Regions from separate parts of the Homo sapiens genome. Here region 2 is linked to region 1. A link is an interaction called in ENCODE POLR2A ChIA-PET data of the cell type or tissue named here. Cell type or tissue: GM12878. All regions are shown on one strand. Region 1 holds the start of LOC124901017 (a long non-coding RNA gene). Region 2 overlaps MSH3 (mutS homolog 3).

Region 1 (5,000 bases):
CAGTGTTTCATGCAGGCTTTCCCCAAAGCACGTGGATGCTGTGTGAATGCTACCACACAATGAGCTTCAGTGCCGCTGCTGCCTAAAGGACAAGGGCATGGCCCATCTAGTGCCTGCCCTGAGAAACAGATTCCCTGCTGTGGGAAGCAAACCTCTGTTACCTGTGGTGAACCAACACAGGGGATATAATGGACACTCAAAGAGAGGTTCGATCCCAGGCTCCAGACCCACATGTCTCCTCTGCTGGGACGACTGCTACATTGCATTCTTGACAATTACAGATGGAACCTTTCATCTGCACCCCAGAGCCGCCAAGCCTGCTTCTTCATTGTCCTCTCTGTTCTCAGTCTTGGGTAGTGGCCTCACCATACACTCACTCACCCAAGCACAGGATCTAGACGTCATCTTCTCCCTTACCAGCTCACCCTTACCACTGCCCAACATATTTGCAAACTCTAAATCTACATATATCTCAGGCTCTTCCCCACCCTGCCTTCCCCGCTGCCACCACCTTGATGTGGCCTTTTACCTTGTCTCTCCAGGAGCTCCTGACTCATCTCTCCCCTGCAACCTCACTGCCCTCCAATCCATCTGTTAGGTTCAGAGTCAGGTTCCAGCCCATGCTGAGGTCTGAGGGGAGTGGGTGGATGCCTGAAAGAACACGTAGGGGGCCGTAGGTAGGTGAAAGATGATTTTGTTCAGCGGGCGCTCTCATCAGCAGCTGTCTCATTAGCAGCTCTTTCATCAGCAGCTCTCTTACGCTGTCTCTTCTGTCTCAGCTGCTTGAGCCAGTCGCTCCCGCGCACAGCTGTGTGGCCAGCTCTCACTTGCCTTCAGGGTCAGCAGCTTAACTCTTTCTCTGGGCATGAGCTCCTGTACAGTGTCAACAGGGCAATTATACCTTTTACAGACAATAGTGGCTTAGAGCCAAGTGATGGCCTTCCGTGTTATGGCTACATGGCTGTGATCACAAGTGGAGTTATACACCTGTGCTCTAAACTCACTGAGTCCCTCTGGCCCGGATGTCCACCTTGGCCTATCCTAGACCAAAGCACAGCCATGTACCTTAAACCATCCTGCATGCAGTGGCACAGGAATGACTTCTCTGAAAGGTCAATCTAATTATCTACCTCCCTTTGACAAAAATCTGTCAGTGGCTTCCCCTTACCTTAGGGATATGGTCCCAACCTGTCATACAAGAGCACAGCCCATCTGTCACCCTTGCCTCTCCCAGTCCTTGTGCCCCTCAGATGGCTGCCAGGTCCTCCATTACACCATCCCTCCCACCTCTGTCCCCTTGCTCTCATACTTAGATCCTTTAAGACTCAATGCAAGGCTGGAGACTGTAGCTCACACCTGTAATCCCAGCACTTTGGGAGGCCGAGCTGGGAGGATTGCTTTAGCCCAGGAGTTCAAGACCAGCCTGGGCAACATAGTGAGACCCTGTCTTTATAAATACAAAAAATTAGCCAGGCATGGTAGTGCACACCTGTGGTCCCAGCTACTTGGGAGGCTGAGGTGAGAGGATCGCTTGAGCCCTGGACATCGAGGCTCCGGTGAGCTGTAATCATGCCACTGTATTCCACCTGGGGCAATAGAGCAAGATCCTGTCTCCAGAAAAAAAAAAAAAAAAGACTCAGTGCAGGCGTGACCTCTTCCTAGAAGCCTCCTCTGTACTAGACCAGATGCCCCATGCTGCCTGTGTATTCCCAAACCCCACCGTGAATAGACTCAACTTTGTGTTTCGCTGCATGGCATTTACCTGTTTATGTATCTGCGACCCTCCCCTTCCCACCTACCTAGGCTCAGATTGCCTTAAGGTCAGGGATGGATTTATTTGTCTTTCTGTTCCCAGCACCTAAAAGAATCTATTCTATCCCATTTCCTCAATAGTTATTGGCAAGAACTTCTTCATCGAAATTACTGATTAACAAAACCACTTCTTCCCAGGACAAACTGGATTCCAAATAATTCCTCTCCTCACGCTAAGGATGCGCAGGCACTCAGTGAACAGCACTGCAGTAGGTGCTTTAGCGAATTTCCACAGTGATGGTGTTGAGGCACTATGAGATCTTAAGTGTCTTCAGAATCATCAAAGAATGGGTGAATCCATCAGACTTGGTGTATGGATATAAGATTACACGCCCTATATTCCCTTTGTTAATACGGTAATCTCATTTCACTTTTTTTTTCCTCTCCATATTACAAGAGCTGAGCTTCTTAAACTGGCTTTAAGTAATAAAATTACGGTACTTAGCCTCAAAACTATAGGTCCTTTTAACTGCTGGTGAAGAATAAGATGAAGAAAATGTTCTTTTCCTTGCAGCCAAGTGATTCTGGTTTGAGAGTTAATCAGCTCAGAATTTGATCTAACTGGGGGCAAGTGTTTTTTTCTTTCTCTGTGATAACTGTGGCTTCTCAGAGTGAGTAATCACACACTGTTGGGGGCCAAGGAGTAAAGGGAAAGGCCCCAGGGAGTGACATCCATGATCTACAGACATTGCCTTTCCGCAGGCGTTAGGTTATTCTGTCCCATTTCCTCAGTAATTATTAGAAATGACACCATCAAAATTGCTGAGGAACAAAATCATCTCTTCCCTCAACAAGCGGGAATCCAGATAACCCCTGTGTTCACTCAAAGGACAAACAGATGCTCATTAGTTTATTCTTATAGACTTTAGTCTCTTTAGAAAGTTGGTATCTAAATGTAGAATATGATCTTCAAGCTACTCAACACCCTGCCTTCCTGACAGGTCTGCAGATAATTTACATATTTTGCCTAAATGCACTGCTTGGGGCTCTTAGACTGCCTTTCGGGGCTTTTTGATTGTCTCAGATGAGTAACCTGGTGGCCTCCCAGATAATGAACTATGCTGATGTCAGCTCCCGTGCCAACGCCATCGAGAAATGGGTGGCAGTGGCGGACATCTGCCGATGCCTGCACAACTACAACGGCGTGCTGGAGATCACCTCGGCCTTAAACAGAAGTGCCATCTACAGGCTGAAGAAAACCTGGGCCAAGGTCTCTAAGCAGGTGAGCCTCAGCGTGTGACACAGCCTGCTGCTAAGAGGAGGAGAGGCTGGGAGATGGGAGCCAAGTTAAATATTACTAATTAGGAAATCATTAACTGAAATGAGCCGCTCAGTTGCCAAAGAAAGGTGCCAACATGGGTAATTACAGGGCTCTTACCACTTAATTGATTTCATTCATGTGCATTTCTAAAACATTCATTAAAGCATTTTGGGGGACAGCCACAAACAATGTGGTTGTCAGTCAAGAGTTGTTTCCTGAATTATTTCGGAGGGTACATTGATTTTGAGCAAGCACACTTATGTCCAGTGGGTCCATTCTTTCTCTCCCAGAGTGAGGGTGCAAACTCTGTGGGGCCAAAAGCCAGGGACAAAAGGCCTCATTTTTCACCTTTCTCTTGCTCATTCCTGTAGTAGATGTAAAGTTTTGGCATAATAATTTAGATGTGCAGAAATACAATTTTCATTTTCTTTCATTAATCTCAGCTTGCCTATGCCTGTCATTTTCACTCAGATAATTTCAAGATTCAAACTAAATCATGATTCTTCCCCTGCCCTTTCTCCTGGCCTTCTCCCTGGGTGTTGGGTGCCTTGGAGGGCATCTCTGGGCTTTTGGGCACCTGTCTGCTCCTCTGGCCTCCTGTGGTCATTCTTTGCTGATGATTCATTGGGTACAGGCTGCTGTGAATTGCCTGTACCTGGTGTCACCTGGCCTGCTTGCCCTGCCTGGGAACAATGCATGGTGATTGCACCCAGGGAGCCTGGCTGACCTCGTCTCAGGGGCGAGGGGGAAAGGGCCTCAAAGGGCCTCAGGGGAAGTTTCCAGGCTCTCACGTCCCATTGGTGCCAGAGAATAGAAGGGTCTACATCAGGCCCTCTCTGCCTAACCCTCCCCTGCCTTGCTGTGAACACCCAGAGTTGGTGAGGGGAATCTACAGAGTGCCACCTCCAGGGTCCCAGACCGGAAGATCTAGGTATGTTCTGCTGACATGGCCTAAAAACTGTCTCATTTTATCACCCTACTCTGAGGATTTAAGCCCCTCTCAGAGACACTCATTATTTCTTTTCCATCTTCATTTTGCCCTCCAAGCTTTTCCCTTTAGCATAGGAGAACAATTTAATTTCTCCATGTGGCAGGAAACCAAGCCTAAGTCCTATCTTTTATCTTACCTTTCTCAGAGTAAAAATGCAGTGCTCTGAGAATCCCAAATTTGGCCCCTTAGAACTCAAAAGTCCTCTTTTCTGTCAACAATGGACCTGGTAAATAAAAGCCACAGTTTTTAAAAATACTGGTTAAAAACAAAAAAACAAAAAAACAAACTTTTGTTTTGAGATGATTATAGCTTCACATGCAGTTGTAAGAAATAACGCGGGGATTCCCTGCACCTTACACCCAGTTTCCCCCAACAGCAGCATCTTGCACTACTACAGACAGTATCACAACTAGGAAATGAACATTGGTGCAATCCACCAGTCTTATCCAGATTTCACCAGCTTTCTAGGGATCACCAGCTATCACCAAGGGATCCCTAAATCTTAAAGTTTCCAGGCCCACTCCGTAGTTAAGTGATATTCTTGTCTTTGATAGGATGCTGGTTTAGGAATAACCGAACTGATCATGAAATAGAGATGATGAGACTAATATTGAAATGATTGTTTCAAAATTTGAATATACCATCTGTAGAGGCTCTAAATAAAATATTAGCATTTCAGTCACATTATAGGTCACTCACAGTGGCCTTAGCATGGGCTAGTGGACTGTCCCCCAGAGAGGCTGTCTCTAGAGCCAAGCGCCTTACTCCAGTCATGGTAGGTAGGGCCTGGTTGCAGATATACCCTGCTTCAGACACCTTTGATGACAACATCCGCTGTACAGCTGTCCCTTCTCTGCATCTGAGATCAGCCGGGGAGTTGTTCAGCAGGCCTGATAATCTGCACTCTGGAACCCACAGACTGGTCTGTTGCTGTAG
Region 2 (5,000 bases), 380 kb before region 1:
ATCACCTCTTAAATGCCCCACCTCTTAGTACTGTTACATTGGAGATTAAGTTTCAACTTGAATTTCAGAAGGGTCAAAATTTGAACCAAAGTACTGTTTATTTCCTTTTCCTGTCTTATTGCATTAACTAGTACTTCCACTGCAGTGTTGAAAAGGAGTGGTAAGAGGTGACAGCTTCCTATTTTGGCTGATCCTAGTTGGAAAAGCTTCAAGTTTCTCACCATTAAGTATGATGTTAGCTATAGGTTTTTTTGTGAATATTCCTTATCAAGTTGAGGAAGTTCTCCTCTATTCTTAATTTACTGAGAGTTTTTATCATGAATGGGTGTCGGATTTTATCAAATGCTTTCTATGCGTCTGTTGATATGATCATGTGATTTTTCTTCTTTAGCCAGTTGATGTGATGGATTATGTTAACTGGTGATCAAATGTTCACCCAGTCTTGCACACTTAGGATGAGTCCTACTTAGTTATGGTCTGTTTTTCTTTTTATACATTGTTGGATTCATTTTGCTAATATTTTATTGAGGATTTTTGCATCTATGTTCATGAGAGATATTGGCCTGTAGTTTTCTTATAATGCCTTTGTCCGGTTTTGGTATTAAGGTAATGCTGGCCTTATAGAATGTGTCAGGAAGTATTCCCTCTGCTTCTATTGTCTGAAACAGATTATAGAGAATTGGTCTAATTTCTTCCTTAAATGTTTGATAGAATTCACCAGTGAAGCCATTTGTGCCTGGTGTTTTCTATTTTAGAAGGTTAATACTTATTGATTCAATTTCTTTAATAGATACAGGCCTATTCAGATTGTCCCTGTCTTTTTGTGGGAGTTTTGACAGATTGTATCTTTCAAGGAATCAGTCTGTTTTATCTAGGATATGAAATTTATGGCCATAACACTTTACAGTATTCCTTTATTATCTTTTTAATGCCCATGAGATCTGTGGTGATGTCTCCTCTTCTATTTTTAATATTAGTAATTTGTATCCTCTCTCTTTTTTTCTTAGCCAAGCTAGAAATTATTAATTTTCTTGATCTTTTCAAAGAATTAGCTTTTGGTGTTGTTGATTTTTCTCTATTGATTTTCTATTTCCAATTTCACTGATTTCTGCTGTAATCTCATCATTTATTGTCTTCTGCCTACTTCAGATTTAATTTACTTTCCTGTTTCTGGTTTGCCCTTGAACTCTTATTTTTAAGAATCTCTACAAGTGACTCTGATGCACAAATTTAGGAGCCATTGTTTGCATTTTAATTTCTAACATTTTATAGGAAGAAAAACAGGATCAGAGAGAGATTTTGTTTTGCATGAGGTTATAATGTGTGCAGTTTATAAGGATGCAGCCTCTGGTTATATTGGGTTCCCCTGTATTCATCTTATTGATTTATCTGATTAATTTTATCCATGATGACAGATTAATCTTCCTTTGACAACCTTAATTATGTGTAGTTTTCCTAGCTATAGTTAACATTGAGTGAAATCATTTGCTCTGTTAATTATTTTTCTTTGCAGTTCTTGGGACTTTCCCACAAAGTGGACTACTAGCTATGTTAGAGGATGAGTTGCCCAGTCAGCACAGTGTGGATTTTCTTTGAAGGAAAATACCTGTGTCCTTCGTAAGTGTCCTACACATGCTTTATAGACAGGGCCAGGGAACACTGTCATGTGAGCCTGTAGAAATTTAGAATTTTTCTGGATTGTTCTCTTGATTCTCATCAGTGTTTCCACGGAAATTGAAAGATTGCTACAGTGGGTTTTGCTTGATTATATGTGCAGTTTAGTATTATAACTTTTATAAATAAACTTTAAATACTGTAGTGTGATCTTATTGCAATCATTAGAAGGAAGGATTATATGAGAGAAACTTTTTTTTCTATTATAATACACATGCTTCTCAAGTTAAAATGGGACTATGCCCTGATAAACCCATCATAAGTCAGAAACATCATAAATCAAAAATGCACTTAATACTCCAGTAAGCTCGTTATAAAATTTTAAAATAATAAGTCAGGGATTGTCTGTAATTTTACTTATGCTAATAAATGTTTTTCATATTGCTAGAAGAAGGCTAGTTATTTCTGCCTTGTCTTAACAGAATGATACGATATAATTCTTAAATGTATCATTTGTGATTTTTAAAAATAACATTTGTTTTTCTAATTACACAAGTAATGCATGTTCATTATGCAAAATTTTAAACTCAAAATTTTTTAATCACTTGTAATTCCACCACCTGGAGATCATTGTTGTTTAGGTAGATGGCTTTCCAGGCTTTTTTAAAGTGCACATATGTAGTGGTAAATCATTTGTAATTTCATTCCATTTCTGAGTTATTGTTTATGTTTAATTAAATACAAGACAGATTTACTAATTCACGCTTTTTATGCCTTTTAAATACCATATGGTGCCTACATATCTTTTAGTAATTGGTATTCTCTTACAGTCTTTCCTCTACTTGGACTTTAGTTTTTTGGGGTGTTTTTCTTCCTTATACCATCCTTCTTAAAAGTTAGAGTACTTTGTTAGTTAGGAGATTAGCTATCTTTTGTAAAATGTATGTAATATCCAAAAAAAAAAAAAACAAGCTTTGACTTAGACATCCATTTTGGACAGAGTTCAAAGTTTTTAGCAACCTGAAGTGAATGGGAACATCTTCAGTTTCAGAAAGCACACAAAATAAACTAACTCTTAAAACCTCTCCAGGTTGGGCGTGGTGGCTGACTCCTGTAATCCCAGCACTTTGGGAGGCCGAGGCGGGTGGATCACGAGGTCAGGAGATCGAGACCATCCTGGCTAACACGGTGAAACCCTGTCTCTACTAAAAATACAAAAAAATTAGCCGGGTGTGGTGGCGGGGCGCCTATAGTCCCAGCTACTCGGGAGGCTGAGGCAGGAGAATGGCGTGAACCCGGGAGGCGGAGCTTGCAGTGAGCTGAGATCGCGCCACTGCACTCCAGCCTGGGCGACAAGGCGAGACTCCTTCTCAAAAAACAAAAAAACAAAAAAACAAAAAAAACTCTCCCATACAAAGCACTTAGAGGATAAATCTATATTCCACTTATATGAGATGCCTAGAATAAGCACATTCATAGAGACAGAAAATATGGGGAAAGGGGAGAGTTTTCCAGGATGGGGAAAGGGGAGAGTAAAGAGTTACTCTTAATGGATACAGAGTTTCTCTTTCTGTTTCTGATGAAAAAGTTCTGCAAATGGAGGCCTGGCATGGTGGCTCACGCCATAATCCCAGCACTTTAGGAGGCTGAGGTGGGCAGATAACCTGAGGTCAGGAGTTAAAGACCAGGCTGGCCAACATGGTGAAACTCTGTCTCTAGTAAAAATACAAAACTTATACAGGGTGGTGGTGCAAGCCTGCAATCCTAGCTACTCAGGAGGCTGTGGCAGGAGAATCTCTTGAACCTGGGAGGCAGAGGTTGTGGTAAGCTGAGATTGTCCCACTGCACTCCAGCCTCGGTGACAGAGTAAGACTCCATTAAAAAAAAAAAAAAATTCTGTAAATGGAAAGTAGTGATGGCTACACAACATTGTGGATGTTAATACCACTGAGCTGTGTACCTAAGAAATGCTAAAATGGTAAATTTTATTATTTTTATATATATATATCATAATTTTTAAAAGCACTTGAAGTATGTCCAATAATACTGTTGTAATAGGAATAATCATTGCCTCTACTTAACAATTTTAATATTTAAGCTCTAGTTATCATTCAATATGAAAAGTCCTCTTTTCCTAATTGCAGTATTTCTCCCTTATACTAGCATTTTCCTTGCAAAAGGCCCAGAGATTGTGATTTGAAGGGACAGAAGCCCACTCCATTTGCCTGAGAGACATCTAGAATATTATCTCAAAATAGTAAGATCTCATAAAAACAAACTGTTTTTCAAATTTCCATGAAAGTGTTTTTTATTTTAGAAACTGACCCAAAAAAGTACTAATTTCTTTTTTCCACAATGCTTTATTAAGCTTTGTTGACCTATATAAGGGTTATAGGCGAGGAGGGGAGTAGGGGGATTAGAAAGATTAGTCAGCTGCCACTCCTAAAAATATCAGAGTGATTTTTTTTTTCCTTAATCACATAACTGTAACCTTCTGTCTACTCAGGGCAAACTAACTTTAAGATGAAACCTAAAGAATGGATTTTTCATTTTTTACTACATTTGACTGTAAATACAGACAGCTTGATAATAATAACATATGCTGTGGAATTCCCTAAATCTCTAACATATTTTAACATCATTGTCTAGTATAGTATGTCTTATAAATGATTGTTGATTTAATAAAAACTATAAACTTTATTTATTTTTTTGTTTTTTTGTTTTGAGATGGAGTCTCGCTCTGTCGCCAGGCTGGAGTGCAGTGGCACCATCTCGGCTCACTGCAACCTCCACCTCCCGGGTTCAAGTGAGTCTCCTGCCTCAGCCTCCTGAGTAGCTGGGACTACAGGAGCGTGCCACCACACCCAGCTAATTTTTGTATTTTTAGTAGAGATGGGGTTTCACCATGTTGGCCAGGATGGTCTCGATCACTTGACCTCATGATCCGCCCACGTCAGCCTCCCAAAGTGCTGGGATTACAGGCGTGAGCCACCTCGCACAGCCAAACTTTCTTGTTAATGTATATCTTGTCTTGCTTCTAAAACTGATTTTAGGCGTGAGCCACTGCGCCCAGCCATCTTAGGCACTTTACTGAGATATTTACAACATAGCAGAATAATAAGAGAAGAGAATGGTATCAAAGACTCTGGATCAGAGAGAAAATAAGAATTGAATTATGATATAAAGCCAGGTATAAGATGTTATTCAGTTGTTTTCTAGTAATCAAGCTAGAATAAATAAACTATACATTTCTTAAAGGAAATTAACAGGAAATACGTTTATCAATAAACAGTTCCCACAATTATAAATGCATACTTCCCCAGTAGCCTTGATGACTGGTTCATGAGCCAGTATTTCTTCAGTGTGTATTCAGCATTGCTACTTCC

The links. ChIA-PET counts read pairs that join two places held together with the same protein. Peaks named below come from ENCODE experiments on the same cell type or tissue, not always from the same donor. Only the 100,000 strongest peaks of a DNase experiment are listed, where the experiment ranks them.
Region 2: POLR2A ChIA-PET joins it to region 1 with 7 read pairs; 2 of 35 experiments call an interaction of 5 or more read pairs at or near these places.

What each region holds. Positions count from the first base shown.
Region 1 is chr5:81,209,530-81,214,529 of GRCh38, forward strand. RASGRF2 (Ras protein specific guanine nucleotide releasing factor 2) reads left to right here. Exons shown (of 27, transcript NM_006909.3): 23 at 2,837-3,034. LOC124901017 (a long non-coding RNA gene) reads right to left here and starts at 1,409. Exons shown (of 2, transcript XR_007058842.1): 1 at 530-1,409. RefSeq lists an enhancer at 3,009-3,068. In GM12878, a CTCF peak has its summit at 2,995 (motif pointing left); DNase peaks (open chromatin) are centred at 464 and 2,982.
Region 2 is chr5:80,829,124-80,834,123 of GRCh38, forward strand. The region is part of intron 20 of MSH3 (mutS homolog 3); the gene reads left to right. Among named protein-coding and RNA genes, the nearest start is that of RASGRF2, 130 kb to the right of the region's middle. In GM12878, no CTCF peak of the experiment used is centred here; no DNase peak of the experiment used is centred here.